Regions from separate parts of the Homo sapiens genome. Here all the other regions are linked to region 1. Evidence: chromatin contacts called from ENCODE Hi-C or POLR2A ChIA-PET data. All regions are on one chromosome and are shown on one strand. Each heading gives the region's core, a stretch centred on a gene start or an enhancer-like site at or near the end of the contact. The rest is flanking DNA. Distances are from core to core; before and after follow the strand shown. Region 1 has its middle 180 kb from the start of CLIC5. Region 2 overlaps RUNX2 (RUNX family transcription factor 2). Region 3 overlaps RUNX2 (RUNX family transcription factor 2). Region 4 holds the start of ENPP5 (ectonucleotide pyrophosphatase/phosphodiesterase family member 5). Region 5 has its middle 20 kb from the start of RUNX2-AS1.

Region 1 (3,739 bases), core at 329-2,828:
CCCTGTTGTGTGATTAGAAACCAAGTCTCCTGATCATTGGCTTCAAATTCCGCCTGCACAACCCAAAACCTTCTGCTTTTGGATGCAGACTGACTAGGGTTGGAATGCTCAAGTGACTGCTGTGAACCTTGAGCAGCTCACTGTTCATCTTTGAAAATAGGGAGAATACAACTACTACCCCTCCCTGGGTTACGCTAATCACATAGCACAGGGCCTGGTACAAAACAGGCCCTCAAAAATGTCAGTTTCAGCCAGGCGTAGTGGCTCATGCCTATAATTCCAGCATGTTGAGAAGCCAAGGTGGCTTGAGCCCAGGAATTCGAGACCAGCCTAGACAACCTGGAGAAATCCCATCTCTACTAAAAGTAGAAAAATTAGCTGGGCATAGTGGCACAGGCCTGTAGTCCCAGCTACTTGGGAGGCTGAAGTGGGTGGATGGTTTGAGTCTGGGTGATCAAGGCTGCAGTAATCAGAGATCTTGCTACTGCACTCCAGACTGGGAAACAGAGCGAGACCCTGTCTCAAAAAAACAAAACAAAAAACAAACAAACAAAAACTGTCAGTTTCCTCTCTTTATGTTTAGTTTTAAACCCATCCAAAATTTGGAACATTAATATCATTTGTTGATCAGGTTGTCTTTCTTCTCATTTCATGTGATGTATCACGAATTCCGACTAAATTTAAAGCAATTCATTCTCGGCCATATCAAAGGATTTGTCACAACTTAGCGAGGTAGAAAATGTCAAGTTTAAAACATGTGGCAGGAAGATGTGACTTCATGGACACACACAATCAATGGTCCAAGTAGGTGAGTGTTTGTGGTTGTGGGGTGAGGGGTACTGGGAAGGGTTTTACTTTCAGTTCCCTGAATACCTGTTTCCCACTCACCACACTGAGAGGTCACCCTTAGAGTCACTCCTTTGCACCTGGAAGAATTGTGGATCTCCCTGGTTCCCTGTGAAAAAGTCTAAGTGTCCCCAGGCATAGAAAAAGCAGCTGTACAGCTTAGAGAACAGTATACTGGGACTAGACCACTGGAGAACGGCCTGGGAACAGATAGGGGAGGAGAAAGAGGGAGGAAAACAGAGAAGCACTGAAGGAGAAGGCACCAGGGACAAGGGACAATTCCCCCAGATCCACGGCTTTCTTCTGCTTGTTATAACCCATGAGAAGCAGAACATCCTCCCAAAGACACTGCATCATTGGCACACAGTATATGCTAGGTTGGCACTCTACTAATGCTTCACGGCATTTGCACATTTAATTATCACAACAATCCCATCAGGTTGTCACTATTATTCTTCCCATTTTACAGCTTAAGAAACTGAGACACAGAGAGGCTAAGTGTCATATCCAAGTCACAGGGCTGTGTGATAGAGCCTGGAAATGAGCCCAAGAAGCTTGACTCCAATGTCAAACTCTGCACCACCACATTAGAAACACACTCCCCACGCAGAAACACACACACACACACACACACACACACACACACACACACTGTGGGAGGACTCTCAGGGAACTCCTGCTTTCACAGACTGCTAGGTGCCAAGTTCTGCTTTTTAGAGCCAGTGAGATAAGGAGAACTTGCTCTATTTCATGTAAGAAAGCTTATCTGTTACTAACATAGTAGATTTATCCTCTGTCAATCCAGAAGAAAGAACTAGACCTGAAGGGTGGAGCTTGTAGGAAGAAGACAGTAGTTCAACATAAGCAGTATAAAAAGAAGGGCTGCTGTGATAGGTAATGAGCTACCAGTCAGTGGACGTGTTTTTGGTTTGGCAGCTGCAGTCTAGGAATGAGCAGATGGTCTACATCCTGGGGACGAGATTGGAAGAGATGAGAACCAAAGCCCCTCCCAGCCCAGGCAGTCAATCTGAACACACTTCTCCAGACCTGCTGTTGCAAAGCAGTGTGCCGAATCAACAGGAGATGCATGTTAAATAAAACCCGACCCAGCCTCTCAAAAGTTTACAGTGAGATTCTCAGGTTTTCCAATATCATCTTCATAGAGTTCCTGGAGGAATTTAAGAAAGTACAGTGAAGATTCATTCCTTTCATCTCCTAAGGGTAAGTCCGTTCTGACCTGCCCAATAACCCTTTCTCTTCTCTGTCTGCTTCCGGAGAGCACTGTGAGAAGTCAGTCTTCTTTAAAAAAAAAAAAAAAAAAAAGTAAGAAAGAAAAAAAGAAAGACACATATATGATATGTTCTACATCTTTGCCTCTGAAGAGGAAATGCTCTGTGTTACTGTAAATAATAATTTGCAGGTCAGTGAAGGTTGTTAAATGCCCCTGATACCTTTTCTCACTTCCCTCCAGACTCTCGTAATTACTATTGCTCTGAACCCAGCGGGCAAGATGCACATTTCTCTGTCCAGGAAATGACAGCAGCAGTGTGGTACCCTCTTCTCACTTCGGGGAAAGACTGTGTATCTGCATATTGAGCCTGTCCAGAGTCCGTGTCAGAGCCGGGTATGTGCCTGCCTGGAAATAGCTGCATGGAAATGCAGGAAGTGGTTGCCCAAAAGACCTGAGGCTGCAGGTCATAGCCCCTGGGTTCTAAAGCTGGCTCTACCACAAGCTGCGTGACCTCAGACAAGTCACAAAATCTTCTGGGACTCTGTTTCTTCATCCGTAAAGCCAAGAACACAGCACTTACCATGACTCATAAATACTAATATATAATGAGAACTCATTCTTTTATTCAATATCTCATTCAAACACATATGAATCATCACTAAGGACCAGGCACTGTTTTAGTCCCCGGGGGTGCAGTAGTAAACAAAACAGCGAAAGTCTCCCTCTCCCTGGAGTTCCACTGGGAGAAGCAGATAAATAAATGAATAAACAAAACATATGGGATTTCTAAGGGCTTTGGCAAAAAGCAAAGCCTAGAAGGGTTAGGAGGAGTGCTGAGGAAAAAAAAGGGGTGTCTCTAAGAGGGTGCCATTGAGATATAGGCTCAAAGGAGGTAAGAAGGTGAGCTGAGAGATCACTGGGGAAAGAGTAATCCAGGTAGTGGAGTAGCCAGTGCAAAGGCCCTGAGGCCAGAGTGGCTGAAGCAGAGCAACTGGGAGGGATGCAGACTGGATTCAGAAGGACGTGGAATTGAATAGGGTAGGCCTTGCAAGGCTTTGGGCTTCTCTGAGACAGGAGCCACTGGAGAGTGTTGAGCAGAGGAGTGACATAACCTGCCTGGGGTTTTAAAAGAATCTCTCCAGCTTCTGTGTTTAAAAAAAGAGAATCAAATAACATATTTCCCAAAGTGTTTTGAAAAACACAAAAGTACAACATGAAAATGAAGCACAGTAAAAACTCAGTCCTCCAAGCTCCTCAGAAAAAAGTTGTTCTGGAGACCAGGTGTGGTAGATTAAATACAGCCACAAGTTCGTTGTCACTTTCCCCACTGAGAGCTCAAATTTATTTCCCCTCCCTTCACCTGGTTTGTCCTGCAGCTGCTTATCAAATATGGCCAGAGTATTGCTGTGCCAAATCCAGGCCCAGCCTTTTAGGGGACTGGCAATTTCCTCTCTTTTCCGCTTGGAATTCTCACTCTTGGGACTGCTCTTCTCAGAACCCAGCTGCTATCCATGGAGAGGCCATGTGCAGGTACTCTGGGTGCAGCCCCAGGAGGGCTCCCAGACAACAGTCACCATCAACCACCAGCCATGTGAGGAAACGCTTTCAAGATGTTCCAGTTCAATTAAGCCCCCAGATGACTTTAGCCTCATCCAACATTCT
Region 2 (3,739 bases), core at 1-2,500, 390 kb after region 1:
GACTAACTCTCCCTCACTAAAAAAAATATATGCAGATAGCAAAGTCCACAAAGACACTATGGACATGAAAGTGACACTAACTCATTTGGAATAAATTCCTCATAGGGTCTCTGGAAACTCTATTACTTTCTTCAATAAAAAGGGGAGTACTTACTTCTGGGTTCCCGAGGTCCATCTACTGTAACTTTAATTGCTCTGTGATAGGTAGCTACTTGGGGAGGATTTGTGAAGACGGTTATGGTCAAGGTGAAACTCTTGCCTGCAGATATAAAAGGGGAAAATATACAGTGAATATTAAAAAACAGTGTTGATGATTACACAGCAGCATAGATTTCCAAATTGCATTTAAGCATCTCTAAGGAGGCAATGAAACAAAGACAAGAGGCAGGACTCCTTCTTCTAAATTGGAAACCCTCCGATGACCACTTTAGGACATTTCCAAATTTGCTTAGAGTCAAGATCATCGTCCTCATTGTAGTGCTACACAGGAAGACTCCAATTCCAAAAAAGCTCCTCAGTAGCAACAGTTGTAATGAAAACAAAACCCTGGTCCACTTGAGGAAGGTTCTTTTTCTTTCAGTTTTCTCCAACATCAGGAACACATCCAAGCACAGACAATTTTAGAAGTCTTTATTTAGGGTTGGGTCATGACCTCACGAGAGAACAATAGTAAATCATTGTTGATTATGTTATTTACTTCACATAGCTTTAGCATTTCATTTGCTTAGCTGCACTACAATAAGAAGATAAAAGAGGAAAGTTCTTATGGGAATCATTTTAACAGGAGCCAGTGTCTCCTGTCCTGGCCGTAATGTGCCTGTGGTATGATGATTTCATCATTACTGGAACAAAGTTTTTCTCCTCCCTGTCCACCCCTCCCCTAACATACATCCTTGCTGTTAAATCTTGAAATAACCCCCTGACAGCGACTTACTTTTTGCTAAATGAACATGACATCTCTCAGTATAAACTCAAATTTTGCTTTTAGCAGAAGGTGTGCTTCATTGAAATATTACATCTGATGCTTCAAATTAATGAGCTAAAAGCGACGAATAAGAAGGGGAAAAGAGACAGGGAAAAGTTTGGTAGCATATTTGGATGTCTGTTTTCTCCAGAAGAAGATACCATTCTCTGTTGCACAGACTTACTAACAGTTGTAATCAGTTAGATTTGCAACGGTTAATCATGTCAGATAGTCAAAACTGCAAACTGTTACAAGACAGGAAGAGGTGGGCGTGAAACAGTGACTCAATAAAACATTCAGCAATCTCAGGCCAGAGTACTCATTCAGTCTGCTCCTGTAACAGACCTTTAAAAAGCTCATTTTGTTTTGCTTTGTTTTTTGGTCAGAGATTCTTTTTCCCTTACTGAAAACTGAGAGTATTAAACCAAAACACAAATCTTTGACAATATGTACCAATGCAAAGTTTAATGCAGTCTTTTCAAAGCTTAATATGGAACAGGTTATATACAAGGCTTAATGGAGAACAGGTCTTTGGCTGTCAAGTCTAGTGAATGGGTTTTCTTTTCAACCTAGACCATGTAAGTTCCTAAAATCTGTTTAAGACGCACATCATTTGTTACTGAGTATAAATAGTTTTAAGTCTCCTTGGCTATACTTTTCTATAGCCAAGGGGAAAAAAACAGGAAAGAAAAGACAGGAATGGGGTGGGTGCAGTTTGAATAGGGAAAGGTGAATAACAATTAGAAACGTATTAAGTGCCACTTCATACACATTATCTCAATTAATCCTCCCCGCTTAGATCTCTCACCCCCATTGCACAAATAAGGAGGCTGAAGCCTCAAGAGACTTAGTAATTTACCCAAGTTCATACAACTAATAAATGAAAAAATGAAGATCTGAACCTCATTTTTCAGACCCTAAAATTAATGCTCTTTTTTTTTTAAATATTCTGTCACTTGGCCACTTCCTTAAGTGGCTTGATCACTTGCCATTTAAAAAAATTAATAAGTAATTTATTTCTAGATGCGTCCCAATCAGCTCTATGTGCCCAAGAAACAGTAAACATAAATGGACTAATGCAATATCTCAGGATGATGAAAGCATCTATTTTTAAAGTGTCATTGATATATTTTATCCACTATATTGGCTATTACACGGATTTAAATAATTTATAATTGGTTAGCAAAGAGAGGCTTTATTATAAGCGTTAAGACTAACCAGAAGAATAAACCAGCCAGGAGTCTAAACTAGTTACAGAAAACTAAAAGCCTACAGAATTAGAAACCAGAAACTTGAATAGGAAGCCACTGGGTCCAAGTTAGAACCTCAAAACAATGGAAAGATCGCAAAAAGTAAAAGAGCTGAATCTCTAGATTGAAAGTTAATTTACACTAAAACATTTTAAAGTGCCATTTTGGGGTCAGATTAGTGGTCTATGGGCCCAGGATTGCCTTTCTAACAGTGGCTCCCATGGCTGTGTTTCAGAGTCAGTTTTCATCTATGGCACTCATCTTAATAAATCAAGGATATATACAGATCTCAGTTATCCTTAATGTCTCTAAATAACCTGGTAGAAAGATTGTCGGCTGGGCGCGGTGGCTCACGCCTGTAATCCCAACACTTTGGGAGGTGGAGGAGGGCAGATCGCCTGAGGTCAGGAGTTCAAGACTAGCCTGGCCAACCTGGTGAAACCCTGTCTCTACTAAAAATATAAAAATTAGCTGGGCGTGGTGACGCACGCCTGTAATCCCAGCTACTCAAGAGGCTGAGGCACAAGAATCACTTGAACTCAGGAGGCGGAGGTTATAGTGAGCCGAGATGGTGCCACCGCACTCCAGCCTGGGTGGCAGAGTGAGACTCCATCTCAAAAAAGAAAAAAAGATAAAATAGATTGTCCATAAATTTATTTAAACCAGTTTTGGTAACAGTTCTACTTGAGACCTTTACAACTTACTTAGGATATTAAAAGTCATCTATGCTTCCCCTAAATTCAGGGTGACGCCTCATGTAGGAACAAAAGCCAAAAATAAAATTCACCCTTCAAGTATAAAGCATTTAAATTTTCAGAGTAGAATGAGTTCTCTATAAAAAACTGCTTTTAAAAAGAGATGGGTTTGGGGGAGGAAACAAGTAGTTAAGTATAACTATGATCTGCCAAAATCAGACCCTAAGGATCAAGATGTAATTAACAACTACAGCAAAAGTGAATGAGGCTCCTTCTGCTTCTTATTGCCCCTTCAGAAGAAATATGTATGCAATGTTGAAGAAATTTTCAGAAATTACCAACCAATTTAGTAATTGGTTCTTCATCCTATAATAATAATGCACCTCTTAAGTCAAATGTTTATGTGGGCATTCATGATTTCCTTAAATTAATTTTTTCTCAAAAATCCCCTTTTTATCACTTTCCATAAGTGATAAAATACAGCCTGTTATTTTAAAATGTAGGCTCTCAAATAGGGAGCTAGCAGTCAGTAGATAACTAATTGTGTCATCCATGGCTTCATCAGGAAAAAGAAAGCATACCAAAAAAAAATTTAAGGACCAAAATCATTTTAAACACTTCTCTTTAAAAGATTAAGGATAAAAAAAAGGAAAAACCATGAAAAACCTTAAGCCTCTCCTAACTTAATGCAAGTTCCACTGATGCTCTACTTTTATTCTAGCACTTTCAAAAGTTGTGGTCATAAGATGACCCATAAAGTCAAAGTCAGTAGTGACATGACTCCTTTATAATCTAAGATTGTTTTTCAGTTTCTGAGAGTTTATGTTTCT
Region 3 (3,739 bases), core at 760-3,259, 350 kb after region 1:
GTATTTTGAGTAGGATCAAGTTATCGTTATATAAAAAGGAATCAAATGTAGTGTTAAATGGAGTTAGAAGATAGCAAGTTTTACTCTTCTTTTCAAGGCACAACAGATTTTTTTAAAGTGTATTATTCTCAAGCCAAAGGAAGCAGGTTGGTGTGGGTTAATATTAAAAAACATCCTTCGAGCGATTACATTTAAAACCTTTTTTTGTTTTTCAAAAGCAAGTGTAGTGTTAAGTTTTGTGGATATCTGCCTGCTGGCTTCATGCTGAATTATTTAATCAATAATGACAGTTTGGCAAAATGTTTTTCTTTGGTCCATATGAAATATATTCCCTTTTCCACATATACGTACATATATGTGGTTATAAATTTATATTATCTCTATTATATGCATACCTATGTGTACAGAGAGGAATAATCCAGCCAGAGGAACAGCGTTACTACTAACATTAGTTCCATGTCTCTATCCAGGTAATTAGGGATACCGTCCTCTCAAGGCCCCACATGCTTTATACTCTGCCCCATGACATCACAAACACTTCTGATCACAAGCATACCTTTCTTTGCAATAGAAACGTACCTTTCTTTGCAATAGGAAGTTCTCATCCTTCAGCCTAATTAGATGCCTTCATTTTAGTTCAAAATGATACATACCGAAGAACCTATGAAGCTCACTGGAAAAGAAGTAATGCAATCTGGAAGAATGGGATAATCCCTGAAAGAATATTATCATTTAATTCTTTCTCTTCTGGGTCCTATCTCTTTCATGGACCTTTCATTGAGAATGTTCTCAGGAATGGCATTCTTTCTGCTCAGAGGATGGGCTCTTCTCAAGATTTAACTTGCCTAATGTCTCAACAAATCCTACTAACAACCCTTGCAATTCAACACAGAAAGTCTGTCCTATTGCGTGCACCTTAATCTCAGCTACTCTGGAGGCTGAGGCAGGAGAACAGCTTGAACCCAGGAGGTGGAGGTTGCAGTGAGCCGAGATGGTGCCACTGCACTCCAGCCTGGGCGACAGAGAGACTCCATCTTAAAATAAAAAGAAAAGAAAAGAAAAGAAAAAAAAAGTCTGTCCTATGGAATTGATGACTGCCCAAAATGCAGTATGAAAGAGAACATGTGACTGAAAGGAGACATGGGTTCTGCTACTAATAGCAAGTGTGAACTTCTCAGGTACAGAATTTTCTCATCTGTAAAATAACAGGTGACCTAATTTGCAATCCTAAGAATCAATAAAGCTATGGATTCCTCACCTGTCACTATGAGTTCCACAAATACACACACACACACACACACACACATTTACACACAATTAGTGAACTTAATGGAATAGTTAAAAGACCAAGGCAGTGTCTGATTAAAAAGGAGAATCTCATTTCTAATTCTGGGCCTGACTATACAAGGAGCAGGAAAACTTGGGAGTCTATTCCTAGCTCTGCTACTAAGTTAGTTGTGAGGCTGTAGGCAAATATCTATCATCTCTATGATTCAATTTCCTCCTATGACTCAACTTCCTCATCTGTCAGAAAAAAACAAAGTATCTACAACACAGGGATGTCGTCAGGACAAAATGTAATAAGAGGTGAAAATGTCCTACACAGGTAAAACCACTATGCAAATGTAATCTTCACTTATCAATTAAAATATCCTAAGCATTATTATGTTTCATGAACTATGCTAAACTAGGGTGCTCACGGTATACTGGAGGCATCATAAAAACAAATAATTACAGCAGTGTGATAAATAATATAATTAAAGTATGAAAAGGAAACCAAAGAGGAGCCAAAGATTAAATACTTGACTTTCAAGAGCAGTCAGGAAGGGCTCCCAGAGGAGACAGCGTTTGAGTAGACTTAAAGAATGAGTAGAATTTAGTCAAGCAAATGCAGAAGAAGATAACATTCCAACCAGAAGGAACAGCAGGTGCAAAGACACCGAGATGAGAAAGTATAGAGTGAAGCAATTTGGCATCGCTGGAGCTCAGCCACAGGTGTGTGGGTGGAAGGCAGTTGGGCAGAGCAGATGCTGAAGGGCCTTGTCAGTGTGCCACCAAGTCTGAACTTCATCCTGCAAATAACAGGGAGACACTGAAGTATTTTAAGCAAGGGTGTGCCATGCATTGGTTTACAGTTTAGGAAGATTGCTTTACTTACAGGGGAAGATAGATTTAGAAGGGAGTGCAGTTAGAGACATAAAACCAGTTAGGAAATTGTTTTTACGTTATAAGTCAGAAGATAAACACTGAGAGAGTATACTAAGCTAAATCAGCACTAAAAGATTTGAGGGAGTGAATGTGAGACATAGAATAGAGGTACAGACAACAGTACAGTGGAATAATTAGATGTCAGAAGTAAGGCAGAGAAGGTGAGTCTCAGGTTTCTGGTTTGGTCACCTGGGTGAACTGTAGGGCACTCAAAACTGGTAAAACTGGAGGAGGTTCATGTTTGGGCAGAGAAGTTTGGTTGAAGTAGAGGTGGGGAATCCCTAACGCTGTGTTGGCCATGAGTTTGAAGTACCCATGGGACATATTCAGGTGCAGACACCCAGGAAGCAACCTAGAAATACCAGTCTGAAGTTCAGAAGAGACTGAAGATGCATTTTCAGTGGTCATGGGAACACGAAGTTAATAGTGTCAATGAGGACACTCAGGGAATGGGTACAGAACGAGTGGAGAAAAGTGTCTAAAAGGGAACCCTGAGAAGCAAACACTCCTAGGGTGGCTAGGCAAGGAAGAGGAACACAAAAAGTGATCTAGGAAAGAGAAAGATGAGGAGCCAGTGGCGGAGACAACCCATGCAGTGGCCACTGAAACGGTTCTGAATCTGCTCTTCTGCTGCTTCAGGGACCCAGGGGAGCTTAGCAAGAGAACCTTTGTCTGTGTCCAGGCAAGGGACACAAAGTTAGGTCACAATGGTAAAAAGGATAACTCTCCTTCATTCATTCCATACCCATTCCTCATGCAGCCTCATCAATCCCAATGGCTTCAAGTTCCTATGACTATGGAAAATGCATTTCCAGTTTCTACCAAGCTTCAGATTCATATTTCTAAATGCTTCCTGTACATCCTTGCATAAGAATACCTCTAATGATATTCATTATTTAAAGGGAAAGATAGATTTAGAAGGGAAAAATGTCTAAATACTATTAGAGGTATTCTTATACAAAGATGTATTATTTTCTAATATTTCAAAATGGAGCCCTAGACTGGTCTATAATTTTATATACCAGGTCGCAGTATAAACTTTTATTTCTTAACACTAATTTGAAAAGAAATGCATGCACAGTGTCTTCTGAGTTCAATCTTAGTCATGTTATTTTAAACAAATGGGAGAATTTTTTACCCAGTCTAAAAGCCCTCCCAACTGCATGACAATCAGCCCTTTCTGGGCCAAGTCACAAGTCAGACAATGGCTCTGTATGTGTCACTTGCACAGGCCAGAGAGTAGGCAAAATTTGTTCTCGTCCAAATATTATATAGGGAAAGCCAACATCAGAGTCAGCATCAAAGATGAGGGAAATCAAAAGAAAACATGAAGCAACAACAAAAATCTCCAAAATTAACCATCCTCCCCAGCCTATCTTCTGAGCAAGGTCCTTCCTCCCCAAAGGCTCCTTGAATCTCATGGGGCAGTATAGCTGACCACTTATCCTACCATTTGCCACTCCAGTAAGCTTAGGAGAAATATGGAAACAAAATAAAACAGACTCACTCCCTCTTTTCCATCCCATTTCTG
Region 4 (3,739 bases), core at 900-3,399, 340 kb before region 1:
TTCTGTTACACTATTATTCAATTAGAATTCCACTAATTTAATAACAGAGAATAAAAGAATAGTTACAGTCAATAGCAGGTTGTGGTTTCTGCTGCTAAAACTTTCTGAAAACCTATTGCAAATAGACAGATACTGAGGCAACAATAAGACAGGAGGGCAGGTGCAGATGTGGGAGCAGGAATCTCATGTTTTACATTCATTCCTCTATACTATGTAAACCAGACTTTCTCCCCATGAACAACATAAGGTAATAGCAAGCCTATCAGGTGAACATTAGATATCATTATATGGACTTCTGGGAGGAATCTGGCAGTCTTATGAGCACTTTTCTGTGTTGTGCACTGTGGTTACCAGCTGTACCATGCCTATTTCACAGGAATAGCTGGTGAATATAATCATAACTTCCATAAAATTTGCAGAGCAAAGCAGGTTGTCATCCAAACAGAGTCCAACAATGTTCAGTGATCCGAACAAAAGTCAGGCCCATTTTCACCACTCCTGCTCTCTGATAAGCGTACATTGTCCTTTGAGTGTTTTGGGAGAGCACAGAGTTGACCTATTCTGGGGGACAAGGACTTACAAGATTGGACCACTCTGTTCCAAGTTTGGGCAATTTCAAAGGACAGGGCTTTGGGGAATTGGAACAACTTGTTCAACTTCATTGTGTTTGGGTCTCACTAAACATAGAAACCAGCCTCCCTCTTAATCCCCATCCCACGTGTTGAAAACCATAAACTCAAGTTACCACGAATAAAAGGCCATGGAAGAGTGCCCAGATGCCCTTCGGGATGGGATGACCCAGTTAGGAGGTAACAATGTTTGGGGTTGAGATTGTCCCTCTATTAGAAGCAGACAGAGAAAAAGCTATGACCAAAATGTTTGCATGGCTTAATTAAATATCAACAGATATCTCTATTCACTTTAAAGCTCCAGCACACCAGACAAGGGATCCGAGCTCCGGGCAGGAGCCAAAACCACCATTGCAGATATGCTCCCAGTTTTACCAGCTAATTAGATGTTAAACTTACATTGTAACAATCAACCTGATATTATTGCCTACTGCAGATAGAACTAGAATTCTAATTAGGTCAGAATTCTAGCTGGGATTGTGTAGATGGACAAATTCTTTCAGGGTAGTTTGATATCACTGCTATAATTTATGGTAAAGACAGTTGGGATCATACTGGCAAACTAAGTACCTGCCTACACTCCCTCAGGCCTAAAAATGCCATTGATTATCCCAAAAAAACTGAGAAAATAATCCACTACAGTACGGAAAAAGACAAAATAGGGGCACTAACACACAAGAAGCACTGAAGGCTTTCTGAAAGAGTAATCAGGCCTGATGTTTGTAGTTTTAATGTTTACTTTGCAAACAAAGGTAGAAACAGAGTCTGGAGCTCGGATGCCACCACCAGAGAGGGTGGCTGTTCAGCCTCTCTCCTGTGCAAATTAACCTAATTCTGAACCTGTCTTGGTTTAATTCGCACAATTTCAGGTGCCATGCTAGGTACACCACAAATATACCTCAGGGACCTCAATTGCAAAAACCTGGACTGCAAACGTTGGGGCTGCAGAGTTGACTAGGTTAATAAATTCTTTCTGAGGTAAAGCAGATAACACCCACTAATAAAAAGAATGAAACTTCATCGTCCCATTGGCATCCTCGGGTGTGCAGGTGTTCCTCAGAGCAAAGCCCATGGTGTGCCCCATCGCCAATTCGTGACAAGGCAGGGGGCGGGGGGCGGGGGAAGGAAAAAAGCCTGGGATAAGAAATCAGAGAATACAAGTCGCTTTTAAACAAAAAACAGTGACTGTTAGAGTACACCCACCATTGGGGTAACACGCAATAATCTCTCAGCATCACTGACTCCAGCACAGCTGGTCCCCTGGAAAAGGCACGTTGCCGGAAGGTTTTGTGTGTGACCAAGCAATTGGCCATCCCACGCCTTCGCCCTACCAGATGGGTCCCTGCCCCCGGGAGTCCCCTCCCCCTCCACCCTCCAAACCCAGGCAGCGCCCGCCCCTGCCCCCGCTGATTGACAGGCCGTGCAGCTACTCCTGGGAGCCTGGCTTTCGGGGGCAACCCAGGCAGAAGTGACTATCTCTGCAGCAGCCAATAGAAGCCAGGAGGCGGGGCGGGGAAGCGGCGCGGTCAGGTGCTCCGCTCCAGAGTTGAGCGCAGGTGAGCTCCTGCGCGTTCCGGGGGCGTTCCTCCAGTCACCCTCCCGCCGTTACCCGCGGCGCGCCCGAGGGAGTCTCCTCCAGACCCTCCCTCCCGTTGCTCCAAACTAATACGGACTGAACGGATCGCTGCGAGGGTGAGTCCAGGGGCGTGGGTGGCTTCCCTCCCGGGAACCCACACTGCTCCTCTGGGTCCCTAAAGCAACGTCCCCTCCTTGCCACTGCACATCTAAGAAGCCCAGGCCTCGGTGGGCGGGATGACTGGGAATTGGGAACATAACCTACGCCGCGACCATTCTGGGTGGCTAGGATGGAATCCTGGTGGAGAAGATGGACACCCCCGCCCTTGACGTCTACCCGAGCTACACAAACCTACTCCTTCTGCACTTTCCCTCTTCCGTTTAATCGGTGCCCCGTCCTTCCTGCTCTCCAAGTCTGTTTGTGGAGGAAGGGTTGGAGGGGAGAAAGAACTGGAAAGTACTCAATGAAATGTGGAGCCAGATCCAGGGATTCCACTGTTTTGTGCAGCATTTTGTGCACGAAAAAAAAAAAAATTCTGATTGTTTTCATTCCCCACCCCCCACCTCTGTTTATTGCTCTGTGTCATGGATGTGATGTTGAGTCTTCTTGCCAAACATTCCTAAGCTTTAGACAACACTTAATCTTTGCTTACTTTTGTTGGTCCCAAGAAAGCAGTTTTCTCCTGCTTACACATGTGCCGAATTAATTTGCTAAGATAGATGAAAATGAGGTGTTCCATGTAGTTTATTTCCTCTGCTTTTAGCCTTAAATTACATTTGGTTGATACTAGCCTTCCTTGTTTTAAAAAGGTGGGAGAGAAAATTAGGGGGAGAAAGGACAGAGAGAGCAACTACCATCCATAGCCAGATAGGTGAGTAAATATATTTGCAGTAACCTATTTGCTATTCCTTGCTGCAACTGTGTTTAATGTTCCTTCCAGAATCAGAGAGAGTATTGCCATCCAAGAAATCGTTTTTAAATATGACATTTGAGCTATCATCTTGAGACCAATACCTAAAACAATTTCAGTTTAAGAAATGTCTAGGTATGGTGAAAACACAGTTTAAAACCAGCAAAACAGAATTTATTGCCCTCAGCGAATACCCACAATGTACATATACCTTGTATTTCTGAAAGCAAAGCAAGCATGCCAAGTAGTTTTTATTTACCTGTACCTATAATACAGCAAGGTGAAACAGGATATATTTTTGAAGTTTAAAAATGTCTTCAGGCCGGCTGCGGTGGCTCATGCCTGTAATCCCAGCACTTTGGGGAGCCGAGAAGGGTGAATCACCTGAGGTCAGCAGTTTTGAGACCAGGCTGGCCAACATGGCGAAACCCTGTCTCTACTGAAAATACAAAAATTAGCTGGGTGTGGTGGCGGGCGCCTGTAGTCCCAGCTACTTGGGAGACTGAGGCAGGAGAATTGCTTGAACACGGAAGGCGGAAGTTGCAGTAAGCTGAGATCGTGCCACCGCACACCAGCTTGGGCAACAGAGTGAGACTCCCTCTCAAAAAAAAAAAAAAAAGAAGT
Region 5 (3,739 bases), core at 877-3,376, 280 kb after region 1:
TCCACTTCAGATGTGAGGGAACTGGGTAGTGCCCCTTTGTCAGATTGCAAGGAGGACCCCAGAGCCATTCATAGAAAGGTAAGGGTTGAAGTTGACAGGAATTTCTTGGCTCGGGTCTCTTTCTAGTTAGATGAAGCCAATGCTGCCAAATTAAGTGCAATAATAACATTTTCAGTGACATTGTTCACACAAAACACAACATACCTACATGGAAAACCTTGGAAGAGACTACAGATTGAGGATTGGGATGGGGGTAAGGTCAACATTCTTGTTCTGAAGGTGTTGATGTATTCCATTCATGGTTTACGTGATACGATATCTCCGGGTTCCCTAGGGAAGAAGCCCATAGCAAGCCAATTGCCAAACTTAACCTTAATGAAATGGACTAATGGCTGTTGTAACAGCCTGAACCTTAATGTTCAGTAGAAAAATAGTTTATAAAATATATAGGAAAAAAACCTCTGTCAAAGAGCAACATTTTTAAAAATGTTAAAATAGCATTTTTTAAAAATCTTCCACTTCTGGCTTCAGCTCTATTGTGATTCCAACTAATTGAACATTTTATTTATGCTTTTAAAAACAATCTTAATTATTATCAACAATAATAAAACGTACCATCTAGTTTACATCTATTATGTGCCACACACTCTGCTGGGCATTTTTAGATCTCATTAATTCATTTACTTCTCATAACCTCCATTATACAGATGATACAGAGATTGTGCCCAAAGTTTGAGCTTAGGAACATAGTCTCTGGTATCAAGCAGATCTAGACTTGAGTCTTAATAGCTGTATAACCTTGGACAAGTCTGAACCTCAGTTTTCCTATCAGTAAAATGGGGATAAACACAGTACTAACTTCTTCATAAGTTGCTGGGAAGATTAAGATAAGGCACGTGAAACATTAAGAAAAGTGCCAGGTACATATGTGATCATGCTACTGGTACCAAATCTGAATTTTCCTCAAAAAGACATTAAAACAATGGGCTTCAGTGCCATCCTAAGTAGGGAAGGAGGAAAATCATCTTTGGCTCCCATTCCTTTCCCCCCAGGATGTTCATACTAGTGAGATCAAGGCCAAGTGAACTTCAAGGACAGCTAGGGAGGAAAAAATAGAAAGGATAATGTGCACTTTCTGCATTTCAGGGGAGGATGTGGCAATTGGAGAGAGAAAGTATGAGGGTTTAGGAGGATGATATGAACAGGAAAGGTAATGAAAGGGGTCTTTGGGGAACTTATTTTTGGGGCGAGCTTCTCAACCTCCTCCTAACATCCCCTTCTTCTCTCGCTCACTTTCCTGCAGGCCTTGGAAGCAAAGCCCCCAGGAATGACTGGAAGACAACACTCTGCAGACCCCTTCCACAGGGTACCCCTGCTCTCCAGGAAGGGCCTTCAGGGCAGCATTTGGAGGTGGCATGAGCTAGCAGCGGCGTGCAGCCTGGTCACTGTCTGATCTGGTCAGCCCAGCCGCACAGAACACCACACAGGCTCTGGCAGCTCCCTGGGAAAGAAGAAAGCAGCATCTTGCATGTGTGGCTTATTCTGAAAGGAATAGTATCTGAGGGATTTGATGGACTCTGACAGGGGGAAGAAGGTAGTGAAAAAGATGGAACAAAGATGCCATTTAAAAATACTGGCTCGTGTTCAGGATTTCGCTATTTTTTACTGCAAGGAACAAGTAAAAAAAAAAATCCTCCTATTGATGAGTATTTTTCTACAGTCATTAAAAGTCAAAGGACTCAGGGCTTCCGACTTTCCCTCTTGGGAAACCTGTAAGCTCGTCTTCTGGACAGCTTAGAAAAGGGCTGGATGGCGAAGGCGAGAGGCTTAAAGGCCCCCAGCAAGCAGCTCCGCCGAGGAACGGGTGCAGGGGACACACTGTGTTTTCAGTTCAGATTCTGTGATCTTTCTGCCAAACAGGGGTTTACAAAGCAAAAACCTCCAGAGAATTCTCATACTTTCTGGCTTATTCTCCTGGTGTTCGTCTTAACAGGAATCAGCTGTTTGCCTTCTCACTTATACAGCATGTTGCTGAGGCGAATTTAGCATCTGGCCTGGCTATTATTAAAAACAAGAACATCCTGCTCTGTTGGGAGAACAGCACCACTGGCAATAAAAGGACAGAGATCATTTGCATTCAGGATTCCAGAGATGTGTTTCAGTTCAATATCTGCGCTCCCTCCTTCCACCCCTGCTTTCATTTTAAGATTTCCTGATGCATCCATCACTTGCAGCGTGGTCAACTTTTTTTCTGAAACAGGCACACACAGGCAGAGCATATTTTTTCCTTTCACTGGGAGGCAGGAATGACTGGAGTTGTTCAAACACCGGTCCGTTCCTGCAATTCCTATGATAAAGTTGAACTACCAGAGGAATTTTTTTTTTTTTTTTTACAACTGCGGAAATGAAAAAGTAAACAAGACTGGGACTGCATTGGTATTTAGGCTCCAGCTTTTTGTTGTTGTTTTTGTCTTTCCCTTTTTTTAAGCCATTGGGCTAGGAGCCTGAAGGGACCATATAATATGAAAAACGCTGAGAGGTTTTATTAGCCAATAAAAAAAAAAACTGAGTTCCTATTAACCACTTAACTCCTTGCTGAAGTTCAAACTTGCTTTCTCCTTGGATCCTTCTCTCCCTCTCATGCCCACGAGGAATGACGGTTGGTTCACCAATCTTTCCCTGCACAACCTGAGCTCACAGTTTGTGCTCCAGAAGGTGTGGTTGAGAATCGTATTCAATAATAATCTCTGTATTTCTCATCTGTGAAGCCATAAATAAGATTTCTGTAAGGAGCCAAATGTTCTACGCCCCCAAATCTACACACACAAAGACTCTTTAAGCACTCTACTAAAAAAGAGTAAAGTCATTGTGATTTCTAGGATTTTAAATACTAAATGATGGTTAGGGAGAACAAAATCAGGCTGAAGCATTTCTGGGATAAATAATGATCCCACAAAACGCTCCTCTCATTTGGGGGCAGAAGAATGAAGGGAAACTCACAGAGAAACAGAAAATGAAATTGGTCCAACTATTTCACTGCTGGAGATAGATGGAGTTAGGATACATAGGTGACTTGGTTTAGGAAAGAGAGGATGTCGAAGGTGATTTAAATCCTAACACTGTTTTATTAATCGTGCCACAATTCTACATGTCATGTGATTTTGTTATCTGCTTTTTGCTGCTTTTAAATAAATTTGTACTTTTCTATCAATCCATCATCCAATTGTGTTTCGGGTGTTCTTGGCATTCCCATCTCTCAAAAACACCCTTAGTTTCTGCCATTATATACTGTATCTCTAATTCCACGAAGCTCACTCTATCCTATTTCCATTTTCCACATTCGGGTTAACTCTAGTACTTTTGGTCCTCCCAGAGAAATTTCCTAAGGCCACATGAGCCTGTGCGCTTTTGTGTTCTGGTCCCATTTAATGTTACTGCTCCAAGAGCTACTCCCTGAAGGGCTTATGTGGAAGAATTTTGCCTTTTTGTTAAAAGTATTTTGCTCTATGTCCTTGATTTCTTTATAAGAATAGCAGGTGGGGGAAATTCTTCCCTTTTTATTGGCTACAGAGTGGGACAGAATGACCTGGAAAGAATAGATAGCAATCAAGAAGTGAGCTATGTTTGCAGTGCTAAAACAGGAAGCAAGTTTTGCAGAAAACCCCACTAAGTGGCCTGACATCAATGCAACAAGATAATAAGAAACGAATTAAAAGACATTTTGGTAAATGTTAAATGT

What was found. Hi-C counts contacts between places; a loop is a spot of excess contacts on that map. ChIA-PET counts read pairs that join two places held with the same protein, here RNA polymerase II (POLR2A). Pooled maps may share reads with other maps.
Region 2: a loop to region 1 is called in a pooled map, with 4 times the contacts of the local background. The contact joins two enhancer-like sites. A Hi-C loop is called at or near these places in 2 of 168 maps with a recorded cell type or tissue (breast epithelium and mammary epithelial cell), 10 of 37 single-sample maps with no recorded cell type and 17 of 50 pooled maps. POLR2A ChIA-PET finds 5 or more read pairs at or near these places in 4 of 52 experiments (IMR-90, activated B cell, activated CD4-positive, alpha-beta memory T cell and 1 more).
Region 3: a map with no recorded cell type shows a loop between it and region 1 (8-fold over the local background). The contact joins two enhancer-like sites. A Hi-C loop is called at or near these places in 5 of 37 single-sample maps with no recorded cell type and 10 of 50 pooled maps.
Region 4: a pooled map shows a loop between it and region 1 (19-fold over the local background). The contact joins the promoter of ENPP5 here to the enhancer-like site in region 1. A Hi-C loop is called at or near these places in 4 of 37 single-sample maps with no recorded cell type and 4 of 50 pooled maps.
Region 5: a loop to region 1 is called in a map with no recorded cell type, with 4 times the contacts of the local background. The contact joins two enhancer-like sites. A Hi-C loop is called at or near these places in 7 of 37 single-sample maps with no recorded cell type and 8 of 50 pooled maps. POLR2A ChIA-PET finds 5 or more read pairs at or near these places in 2 of 52 experiments (AG04449 and activated B cell).

The regions. Positions count from the first base shown.
Region 1 is chr6:45,829,375-45,833,113 of GRCh38, reverse strand. No RefSeq gene overlaps it. Among named protein-coding and RNA genes, the nearest start is that of CLIC5, 180 kb to the left of the region's middle. Within about 2 kb of position 1,578, at least 2 of the 41 ENCODE cell types and tissues checked have a DNase peak (open chromatin) inside an H3K27ac peak, as active enhancers do.
Region 2 is chr6:45,434,467-45,438,205 of GRCh38, reverse strand. RUNX2 (RUNX family transcription factor 2) reads right to left here. Exons shown (of 9, transcript NM_001024630.4): 5 at 155-259. Among named protein-coding and RNA genes, the nearest start is that of SUPT3H, 58 kb to the right of the region's middle. Within about 2 kb of position 1,250, at least 5 of the 41 ENCODE cell types and tissues checked have a DNase peak (open chromatin) inside an H3K27ac peak, as active enhancers do.
Region 3 is chr6:45,476,206-45,479,944 of GRCh38, reverse strand. The region is part of intron 5 of RUNX2 (RUNX family transcription factor 2); the gene reads right to left. Among named protein-coding and RNA genes, the nearest start is that of RUNX2-AS1, 99 kb to the left of the region's middle. Within about 2 kb of position 2,009, at least 5 of the 41 ENCODE cell types and tissues checked have a DNase peak (open chromatin) inside an H3K27ac peak, as active enhancers do.
Region 4 is chr6:46,169,390-46,173,128 of GRCh38, reverse strand. It overlaps ENPP5 (ectonucleotide pyrophosphatase/phosphodiesterase family member 5), which reads left to right and starts at 2,149. Exons shown (of 5, transcript NM_001290072.2): 1 at 2,149-2,321; 2 at 3,015-3,076. RefSeq lists a silencer at 1,918-1,977.
Region 5 is chr6:45,554,723-45,558,461 of GRCh38, reverse strand. No RefSeq gene overlaps it. Among named protein-coding and RNA genes, the nearest start is that of RUNX2-AS1, 20 kb to the left of the region's middle. Within about 2 kb of position 2,126, at least 6 of the 41 ENCODE cell types and tissues checked have a DNase peak (open chromatin) inside an H3K27ac peak, as active enhancers do.